2 separate regions of the Mus musculus genome follow, and region 2 is linked to region 1. The links are chromatin loops, found by intact Hi-C in ENCODE. Cell type or tissue: heart. All regions are shown on one strand. Links, peaks and the distances in the headings refer to the core of each region. The heading gives the core; the rest is flanking DNA.

Region 1 (5,378 bases), core at 273-5,272:
CAGCACTGATCACATTAATGTGGACCTTCCCTCTAGCACAGGGATAACACGGACTATAAAGTACTGCAGAGCTTTGGAGGATCCCGCTTGAGGTTTGACTAGTACACAGAGACTGCTATATAGTTTAAAGCTGTTGGCCTTTTCCTGGGGTGGTCTGTCAGCTAGCTACTAACTTATCCTGATGTCTCTCCATGTGAGTCTCAGTGCCTGCTTCAGCTCCTTAAGTCTCCTTTTTGCCTCCATCTTTCTCTTTGTCTCTGCCTTCCTGGAAGTTCCACCAGTACTACCTCCAGCAGCCAACTCTTTTTCATGTAAAAACCCACAATCCTTCTTACTCCACTAGTAGACTGGGGAAGCTTGTGATAGCTTGTCTCATTTCTAAGGGCTGCAGGGGAAGTGACATTTACATATTAACCCAGCATTGTCGGCTCCAAATAATTATTGAGAACACAAAAAAATATTCTTTTCCATAGCCAGAAAGTACAATATTTGTGGCTCGCCCCGATAGTAAAGTTTTGTTTTCTTTCATTTCCCCAGTCTGGCCTCAAAAGCACTATATGCTGAGGTGATCTTAAACCTTTGGTCATCCTGCCTTTACCTCCTAAGTACTGGGATTGCGAGTATGTGCCGCCATGTCTAGCACTTGTATAGTCCCTTTCGAATCACTGTTCTAGTGCCCTGAAGTAGTAATTTACAGCTTATTCTTGTTACAAAATTCCTTTCCCCACCAGCTATCCATCACTGAACCACTCATCAGTTCTGAGTACTGTGGGGTTCTACTCCATGCCTGCTGATCCCTGCCCACCCATTCCTCCAGCTGCCTCCAGCCTTAGGAAAGCTAAGCCATTTTTTACATTCAGCATGGTGTTCTTCCATTTTTTTTTTCTTTATGGAAGTTATAGTGCCACCACTCGCACAGTTTTGTTTGCCATCATGAGTTGAAAGTGTCAAAAGTGAAGACATGGCCTCACCACTGCCACCCTGGTCCACAATCATCTTTCACCAGGATTAATGTAGTAATATCCTAACTTGACTCCCTCCCTGTGGCTGCCTTTTCTCTTACTAGTTACCCAACCCCTTCCACACACAGCTGGAGAGATCTTTAAAAGCAAAAGGTCATTTCTCTTAAGGGGTTGACATCCTCTAGTGGTTTTGCTTTCATTAGAACTAAGCCCTGAACTCTGCTTCTTTCTTTTCAGACTTTTGTCCACATTACTTTACCAGGGCTTTCTCTAACAACTCCTCATAAAATACACATTTCTCCATCATTCCCTGTACCATACTTCCAGCCTTGAATCCTGCCCATTGCCAAAGCACTTAGCAAAGCATGGATTTATTTATGAAACACTTGGTAGTTTACGTTTCTAAGAAGCAGATAAGCCTCCGGTCTCAGAAGTCACCAATCTGGTCATCTTGAGGTGCCCAATCTCAGAACGTAGTTTTTCTGACTAGAGGGAGCAAAGGTCACTTGGGAACATTCTGACCAACAGCCCAACTGTGGTTCAATCCAATAGGATCAACTTGCAAACATGTGGAAGCTTTTGAGGTAACTTTATCACCAACCAGAACAAGTAAGCTCAGCCAATCACTTTTCTGAATCACAAGAGATGATAAAGACATCATTTTACACCACTAAATTTTGGGACTGCTTGCTATTTACTGTTAACTGATGGGAGAGTTTTAGTGTGTGTATATTTGTTGTTTCTTCCCTGGTAGAATGTAAGTTTCACATGCACAGGGGTTTGTGGTTTTGTTTTCCAACATTTTCATGTTTTAATTTTAAAAATTAAATTTATCATTTCTATGGTTTTAATCATAATATTATATATTGTGGGAGGGAGTTATAGGGTGTGTGTTTGAGTATAGATGCCTGTCAAGCCAGAAGAGGGCACTGTATCTCTCCACTGGAGTTGGAGGAACAGGCAGTTATGAGCAGAGTTCAGGGTGCTGGGAACTGAATTATGACCCAGAGGAGCAATGACAGCTCTTATCTACTGAGGCATCTCTACAGCCCCGGGACTTTATTACTGTATTCCTAGCACCAAGAACAGTGCCTGAAACATGAAAAATATACAATAAATATTGGATGAAATAATGGCGTATCAAATGTCTTCAGTAGGATGTGATTATGGTTGTTGTGGTCAACAAAACGTGGTGTAATTTGATGAGATATCTTTCGCTGGATGAAAGTAACTAGCTGGCAGTTTGGAGAATATATGCAAAGGAATAAGTATGGCTCTGGATCTACCCATTCCTGTACCAAGCAACTTTGTTTAGAACTTGGTTTGGAGCAAGTATCAATATATGGCTTAAAGATCATTCTCAAAAACCCAAGGGAAATACTGCATTTTATCATCTGAGGACATAATGAAGGACAAAACTTAGCTACCAGAAGTTAGTTTTTGTTTGTATGAAAAGTGGTAGATAATCTTGAATGGACTAATCAATTTACTTGAGCCAATCCAACGGGGCCATGGAATCTATGGTTTCTGAGATTGGAGATCTCTGCTGAGTCTATGCACAATGGTTTCAAAAGCAGTTCCCGCCGGTAGAATGACCTTAATAATCACGAGGTTTCTCCCCCAGAATCCAGAAGGGCTTGATGATAAAATAGGTTTTAAAAACAATTCTTTAGCTAGGTGTGGTGGTGATTCCTTTAGTTTTCAGTACCCAGGAAGCAGAGACTCGTAGATCTCTGAGTTTGAGACCAGCCTGCCCTATCTGGTGTGTTTCAGGACAGCTAGGGCTCTGTAGAAAGTCCCTGTTTCAAATAAACAAACAAACAAGCAGAAAAACAAAACAAAACCTCAAAACCAAAAAAGTATTTCATTTATACAAGGCACACTGTCACAGAAGGTTACTCAGACAAGTGTCTCTTAAGGTAGAGTGTTATCTTGCTTTTTGTTGCAACAACAGTTGTTGGTGCCATTGGGACTCACCATTTTGCTTGTGGCATGAAGTTTTTCTCTTGAATTGGTAATAAACCTTGAATAGAAAGTAGGGAGAGTGCAAATTTGTCTGGAAAGTCTAAGAAAGTATATTATGAGATATTTTCTTTGGTAGTGTCATTTTTCTCAGCAAAATTTGGAAACTGTTTGTGAAGCTAATTATTCTTTTCTCCATGAAAGCTTTTTCTTTATTTATTTATTTGCAGGCCCAGACAAACTTGACTAGAAAAGAAGCCCGGACAAGGGTTAGGATGAGCGATGACGTAGCGTACTAGCCAGCCAATTGAAAGAGCACGAGAAGGGGAGGGCGGAAGTGACGAGAGGTATCCCTCCGCGGGGCGAGAGGGTCGGTGGGGGGAGTCGGCGTTTCTCTCCCCCGCGCCAGCTCCCATACACGGAGCCACATTCCTTGGCCCCCCCACCCCCTCCCTCGGGGCCCCCCGCCCCCCTCGGGAAAAAAATCCACCCCAATCACTCGAACCCGAGGGAGGCTTCCTTTCACCCTCGGGGAGAGGAGCTTTCAACGGTTCCCTCTTCCCCGTCTCCCCCCCGAACCCCGGTCCCCTCCCCTGCTCCCACCCCCTACTCCCGGCGCCGGGTGCAAGGTCCCTTTAAGGCGACGGCACCTTCCTCGGGTCAGACTACCGGCGGCGACGACCACGGGAGGTGAGTGAGCGAGCGAACCCCGGCGCTCTCCACCCCCTTTTCCCGGGGGTTCCGTTATCTTTTCGCTGGGCCGAGGCGTTCCGAAACGAGACAATGAGAGGGGGATGGGGCGCGCGCGCGGGTTGGGGGAGGGGCCGAGCGCGCCCCCGCGGCCCCCGAGTGGCGGCCGCCCCACGGCAGCGCGCGCTGTGGNNCGCGCACGTGGTCTGCGGCGCACCCGGGCCACGGAGCCGCGCGCCCCGGCGACGGTGGCCCAGGCCCCGGGATGCCCCACTGCCCCCGCCCCCCTGGCGGTGCCGCGCGCGCTCGCGCCCCCACGGCCGCGCACCGCGGACGTCCACAGGCACGCCGGGCGCGAGCGTCCCGGAGGAGTGGGCGGCGCGGGCGGCGGCGGTCACCGGGGATGGGGGGGAGTTTGCAGAGGCGCGGGCACGCGGGGCCGCAGCTGCGGAGCGGTGGAGCCCGGGGTTCCCGCCGCCCCCACGCGCGGAGGCGTGAGCGCTGGTTTTGAGCGGGAGGAGGGAAGCGAGTGGCTGCCCCGCCGGTCCCCTGTGTTATGTAATCCCGCTCCGTCTGCGAGGACATCCCAAGCCTCTGCAGCTAGTTGAGGAAGTCTCCTCCCTCGGCCCCCAAATTTATGCATGGATGGCGCTGTGATTTACAAAATGGAATGGGGCAGAATCTATTTTCTGGTGATTATGTCCTGCCGCTGTAGGCGCCATATTTAGCCCAAGGACTATTTTCTTTAGATTTTTCAACACCTTCTGAAAAAGAGTAATGTCATCAAGCCACCTGCTTTCCCTTGTGTCTGCCTATGGTCCTGGTTTCCTCTCCTGAGTTGTGGAATTCTTGCAAAGGGTCAATACCACTGCACATTTCTCACTTATCTTAAGCCTTTAGTAAGAGAGCTGAGAGTCTTTTTGGCCTTTTCGTTCTCTAGGAAGACATGGAGATTGAATTGTAATGTCTTTTCAACAGTGCAGAGATAGCCTTTTCTCCACACCTGTTCACCTCCTTTTGTAGCGCAAAACGCCACAAAGATGAGGTTTTAAAAGCAGTTTCCCCAGATGAAGCGAGAAAGGAGTAAGGCAGCTGTTCCTCTTGGACGGTGACAAGGCAGTTGGACCCCGTCCGTGTTCTGGAAGGAGGAAATTGGGATGACTTCTTTATTGTCGTCATTCTTAACTTTAGGGTGCATTCAAGCATTTTGGAGGCTATTAAACGTGAAGTTTAAGGACTTTGTGCCTAAAAGGTTTTTTTTTTTTTTTTTTGGAGGGTGGGGTGGAGTGGAGGGCTAGTATCATCTTTATCTACACTGGGCAACTAAGATAATCAGTATATTAAAGAGTATTGCTAATGTGGGAAGGTGATCAAAATATAGTGTTAAAACAATTAGATTGTGCCCTCGATTTCTGTCCCCTTCCCTGTATTGTCAGGGTATGTCAAACGGAAATAAAAATAGAAAGGACTTGGAGGAGAACAGGTGGGCTTAAGAGTTGCCACTCCCATCTTGACTAGGTTCTAATCTAGGAAAGCAGTTTACCCATTGTGGTTAGCTGAGCCTGGAGTACACCTCAGCACCATTCAAGGGCGTCTTGAGACCTTAAGAATTATGAGTAAAGCTTTTTGTGTCTCCCATGACTTTTGCAGTGATGATGTGTAAAAGCAAGCCCCTGATTTCGGTGTGCTTACCTGAGAATGGCCTTGATGGAGCAATGGCAGCATGAAACTAGCATGAAATTGTTACGTTTCAGCTTTGGAATA
Region 2 (5,378 bases), core at 323-5,322, 52 kb after region 1:
TGGAGGCGACTTACACCATCTGGCCGAGAACTTGTTTCAAATACTGGAAATCAGCGTAGTCTCCCGAGGCACCCAGCATAGTGCTGTCGTTGACTCGCATAATACGAGAGATATTGCGGAAACGAGCCAGGGAGCCGTAGGAGCCCAGCATGTCTGCAGCAATCACCACTCCGCCGTCGAACTTCACCCCGAGTACCGATGTCCCGGTCACCATGGGGTTCCTGAATCGTGAAAAGGGTCCCTGAGCGCGAGGCCGGAGCCCCGATTGCTGGCGCCCGCGCATCAGAGGTCCCCGCATCCCGGCCCGCCGCCCATTCCCGGCGCGGTGAGAGCGCGACTCACTGGGTCCGAGTGATGGGACCCTCGCAGGGCGCCGACGCCGGGTCCATGAGGCCGCTGGGGGTGGCCGGGATGCGGTAAAACTGCCCTGGAGCCGGACCCCCGGCCCAGTGGCCAGCCCGTGACTCCCAAAACGCTTCCATCTTAGTCACCTCAGCCGACAGAAATGAAAGCGCTAGCGTCACCGGAAACGGAAGTGGTCCTTTGCCACGCCTCTCTTCTTCCTGCCTGCCTCTTCCATGGGTCAGGACTCCGGCTCTGTATTTATAAAGCCGTTTGAGGAGTCCTGGTCCAGAGTAGCCGCCAAGACTGACAGAAATGCACAAGGCCGCATCCCCGTATCCCACTGCAGTAGGGATGCCTAGATCCCAGTATTCTGACAATTCAGGAGGAGCAGGCCGTGTGGGACAAGCACCAGGACCTGTTACCATGTGCTTTTTGGATCAATATCAAAAACAAGGCTTGAAGAATCACTGGACCCAAGCTCTCTTACTGTTTTACTTCTCAGAGCCGGCCAATAGAGCAGGCATTATCAACTTATTTGATAGATAAGAAGCCGAAGCATAAGATACAGTGGTTTACCCCGTTACAGTCAATAAAAGGTAGAAAAGATACAAACCAAGGGGAGAGATGGCCCACGTTTATAGCACTGGGGTTCGAATCTAAGCACCCACGGGGTGGCTGACAATCACCTGTAACTCCTCTTCTAGCCCTGAGGGCACCAGGCACTTATGTGGTGAACAAGGGGGGGTGGGGGGGAGAGAAGAGGGAGAAAGAGAAAAATCTTAGTATTCAGAAGGCTGGAACAGAAGGAATGCCTCCAGTACAAGACCATTCTGGACTACACTCAGAGTCCAGGACAACCTGAACTACTGAGAGATCTTGTATTAAAAGAAAAAAGAATCCACAGTGAACTAGAGGCAGTGGAGGAATTCCCCTGCCCCCTCAAGATAGCATACAAAACAATAGGTTTCATTACAGCCTTTTCATCCTAGATGTCGTTTTACTCTACCCTCACTGGTGCCCATCTCAGTGCCTTCCCTGTCTTCCTGCTTCCTCCTCCCTGTCTAAGAAGACCCTTCGTGCTTCCACTGACACGTGTTCTATTACCTTCTAATCCTTCACCCGGGTCCCTAAAGAGCCTTTTCCTTATGAGCACCTTTCTACTTTCCTGACCTAATACACACATACAAACACACCTAGATTCCACATATGAGAGAATATTGATGTTGAAGTTCTGACCCAGAACAATTGGCTGAGGTGCATATTTAACATATTCAAGTCGACATAGCCTCCAGGTTCTCCCAGCATCCCTCAGTCCCTACCTGGCACAACCCACCCTTTACTCTGAACTTTTCCAGCCCAGGGGCCAGGATTCCCCTCCCCACAGAGGCTCTTTCCTATATAATCCAGACATTATTTGTCTGAATATTAATTTTGCCTAATATTCTCTTGTATTTCCTTCAGAGACTCTAGTGTATACAATCCTTTTTTAAAAAAGATTTATTTATTTATTATATGAGTACATTGTAGCTGTCTTCATACACACCAGAAGAGGGCATCGGATCCCATTACAGATGGTTGTGAGCCACCATGTGGTTGCTGGGAATTGAACTCAGGACCTCTGGAAAAGCAGTCAGTGCTCTTAGCCACTGAGCCATCTCTCCAGCCCTGTTTACCATCTATTTGAACATGTCCCTGTGGCTCTTAAAAAAAAAAAAAAGATTTGTTTATTTGGGGCTGGAGAGATAGCTGTTCTTCCTGAGGACCCAGATTTGATTTACAGAACCTACTTGGTGGCTAGTAACCATCTGTAACTCTAGTTCTATAGGGTCTGACATCATATTGCAGTGTGGGCACCAGCCACTCACATGCTGCATCCATACATATACTAAAATAATAGTAACTACCATCATTGCTTCTCAAAATGTTTTGTATGATGGGTGTTTTGCCTGCAGGTGTTCAGGACATGTGTGTGGTGTCTTTCAAAGCCAGAAGAGGGTGCTGTTTCCTCTGGAATTGTAGCTACAGGTGGTTGTAAGCCACCAAATGCTGGAATCAAATCAGCAATTTGCAAGAGCAGCAAATGGTCTTAATCACTGAGTCATCCCTCCAGCCCTTGTTTGTTTTTGAGTCACCATTCTATGTTGGGTATTTTCTACAGACTCACTTACAAGGCTCTCTACACAGCCCAGCCTAGACCTCCCTATACTGTCATGATGGACTCTTTCACTCGTCAATTTGACACGATCTAGAGTCACCTAGGAAGAGAGTCTAGTTCAGGATGGCCTACAGATGTGCTTATAAAGGGGTTTGGTTAACTGAGGTGAGACTAGCACTCTGATTATGGGTGGCCCCATTTCATGGGCTGGACCCTGAATTGTATGAGAATCAAGAGAGAAAAAAAGGAAGCCAAGAAAATGGTGCATGCACTCGGCCTCGTTCTCTGCTCCTGCCTCCCAATGTGGAAGGCTGCTTCAGGTTGTTCCTGCCTTGCCCCCCTGCAATGATGTGCAGTAACCTAGAACTGCATAAGCCAAATGAACCTTTCTATAGCTTCGGGCTTTTCCACCCATGCCTTACTACCTGGGTGGGGGTGAGGGGAGAACCAACTCAGATGTTTAATATTATTTACAAACTCCTAGGCCATAAGCTAAGCTAGTTCCCCGACTAACTCCTAACTTATTTTGTCTTTGTTGTTGTTGTTGTTGTTGTTGTTGTTTTTCCGAGACAGAATTTCTCTGTGTAGCCCTGGCTGTCCTGGAACTCACTCTGTAGAGCAGGCTGGCCTCGAACTCAGAAATCCGCCTGTCTCTGCCTCCTGAGTGCTGGGATTAAAGGCGTGCGCCACCACACTCGGCGACCATTAGATCTTTATTGATGATTCTTCTACACAGAACACAGATTATCCCAAAGCCTTTCCTAATTTTTTGTTGTTGTTGCTAATATTTCATCCCAGCAACGGAAATGAAGTTAACAACAGTCTAGGCTGGCTTCCTGCCTCAGCTTCCCAAATGTTATTATACCATCAGACTATTAGCTAACTTCATTAATTTATGTTTTTCTGGTAAACCCATACACTCAGTGTTTATTTACAGTTGTATTTCTTTTAATTCTGGAATGCCTACTTTACTGTAGTGCTTTGTTTTGTTTGAGATGGCCTCACTCTGTGGCTACTCTAGAGCTCACTGTGCCTCCCAGGCTGGTTTCAAACTCATCATCCCCCTTTCTCAGCCTCCCAAATGCTGAGAGTACAGCTGTGAGCTACCGCTCACAGGTTATTACTCTATTGGTTAAAATTCTGTTTAAACTTGAATATTTTCATCTGTATGGCCATAATCTCTCTACTTCAATTATGGGTGAGTAATATGAAACTTGTTCTGTCTGGATTCTTTCTTTCTTTCTTCTTCTTTTTTTCCCCTTTTCTTTCTTTTCTTCTTCATCCTTTTTTTTTTTTTTTTTTTTTTTAACTAAACATGATATCCTGGGCTGGTGAGATGGCTCAGTGGGTAAGAGCACCCGACTGCTCTTCAGAAGGTCCGAAGTTCAAATCCCAGCAACCACATGGTGGCTCACAACCACCCGTAATGAGGTCTGATGCCCTCTTCTGGAGTGTCTGAAGACAGCTACAGTGTACTTACATATAATAAAATAAATAATTCTTTAAAAAAATGATATCCTGAAGTGCCATCCATTTTCCTAAAAATAACACAATTTCATTCTTTCTCATGGCTGACTTTGACCGTGTTTGTGTGTTTGTGTGTGTGTGTGTGTGTGTGTGTGTGTGTGTGAATCACTCATCAGTTCACAGGCTCCAAGGCTGATAGATTCCATACCTCACTACAGTGAGTAGTGTTGCAAAAACTATGGGCATGCAAGTATTTCTTCTGTCTTCTGTCTTCACTTACTTCAGACAAATACTCCAAAGTGGTATAACTGGATCAGAACTATTTGATATTATATTCTATTAATGTGTACTAGCTATACATAATTATGGGTTTAATTATGGCATATCATACTTGTATACACAGTCTGATAATACTCATCCCTTATTAGCTTCTCATTTCTGCCCACGTCAACCAGTGTCCCTTCTTTTTGTCCTCTTCCCAGTTAGTCCCTCAAGTGGAAACTTCAGGGTTCTTTGCAGTCATTTGTTTTGAATGGTGTTTTGCTGGAACAAACACGTGAAGGAGGGTTTTCCTGAAGTGGACACGGGTAAAAGACTAAGGCAGACTCGTGAAGGAACGTTTCACTGAAGCAGACACAGGAGAGAGGATGTTCTGCTAAAGCAAACACGTGAAAGGACACTTGATGAAGGATTCTTTGCTAACGACATGCATGTATCGGTCCACCTTACATTGTGTAGTTGAGCTCCATTTGTCGGGACTCCATAGAGAGAAACACACCAAAAAAATCTGGTGGTGTGCTGCAGTTTCTTGCAGCCTCCATGGACTTGGGCTGATTGGCAGAGAGATGTCAGCTGAGACAAATGCACATACTGAGGCAAGATAACATGCTGAGGCAAGACCGGTGGAGGACATGTGATGTTTGGAGGGAGTATAAAAAGGACTCGAAGGACTGTGACAGAGGCTGAGCTAGGCCTCTGGTCTTGCATCTTCTTAGCTGATCTTCACTGAGAGAGGCACAGCCAAGAACTTTTCCTGGCGTTCCTGTTGGCTCTGGTTCCTCCTTCTGACTTGTGCTGAGGCTAAGGCCTGGCTGTCTCTACTAGGTAGTGCTACGGCTGCTGATTCCTGTTTGCTATCTTGACTCTATGGAACTGGACTGCTAATATATCCATGAAGTGTTTGGAAGTGGATCAAGCTGCCACTGCTAACCTGTGAACTGAACTGCCAATTTCTAGACAACACAGACGGGAATTGCTCCAAAGAACCATTTCTAAACAGTTTCACTTCCCCCATCTCCTTTCTTTTCCACTACCTCTGGTGGGTGGTGGGTGAAAAGGGAGGTTAAAGCGATTAAGAACATATCATTAAAGCTGGGCAATGGTGGCACATGCACTTAGGAGGCAGAGGCAG

Evidence for each region. A loop is a pair of places that touch in the nucleus more often than their neighbours do. Peaks named below come from ENCODE experiments on the same cell type or tissue, not always from the same donor. Only the 100,000 strongest peaks of a DNase experiment are listed, where the experiment ranks them.
Region 2: it touches region 1 in a loop (2.8-fold over the local background); 3 of 42 quality-filtered maps call a loop at or near these places.

What each region holds. Positions count from the first base shown.
Region 1 is chr3:94,834,127-94,839,504 of GRCm38, forward strand. Pogz (pogo transposable element with ZNF domain) reads left to right here and starts at 3,311. Exons shown (of 19, transcript NM_172683.4): 1 at 3,311-3,614. In heart, for the core only: no CTCF peak of the experiment used is centred there; DNase peaks (open chromatin) are centred at 3,275, 3,595 and 4,085; H3K4me3 peaks cover 2,441 bases; H3K27ac peaks cover 2,156 bases.
Region 2 is chr3:94,886,427-94,891,804 of GRCm38, forward strand. It overlaps Psmb4 (proteasome (prosome, macropain) subunit, beta type 4), which reads right to left and starts at 532. Exons shown (of 7, transcript NM_008945.3): 1 at 343-532; 2 at 15-221. The coding sequence starts at 482. In heart, for the core only: a CTCF peak has its summit at 2,344 (motif pointing right); a DNase peak (open chromatin) is centred at 535; H3K4me3 peaks cover 881 bases; H3K27ac peaks cover 926 bases.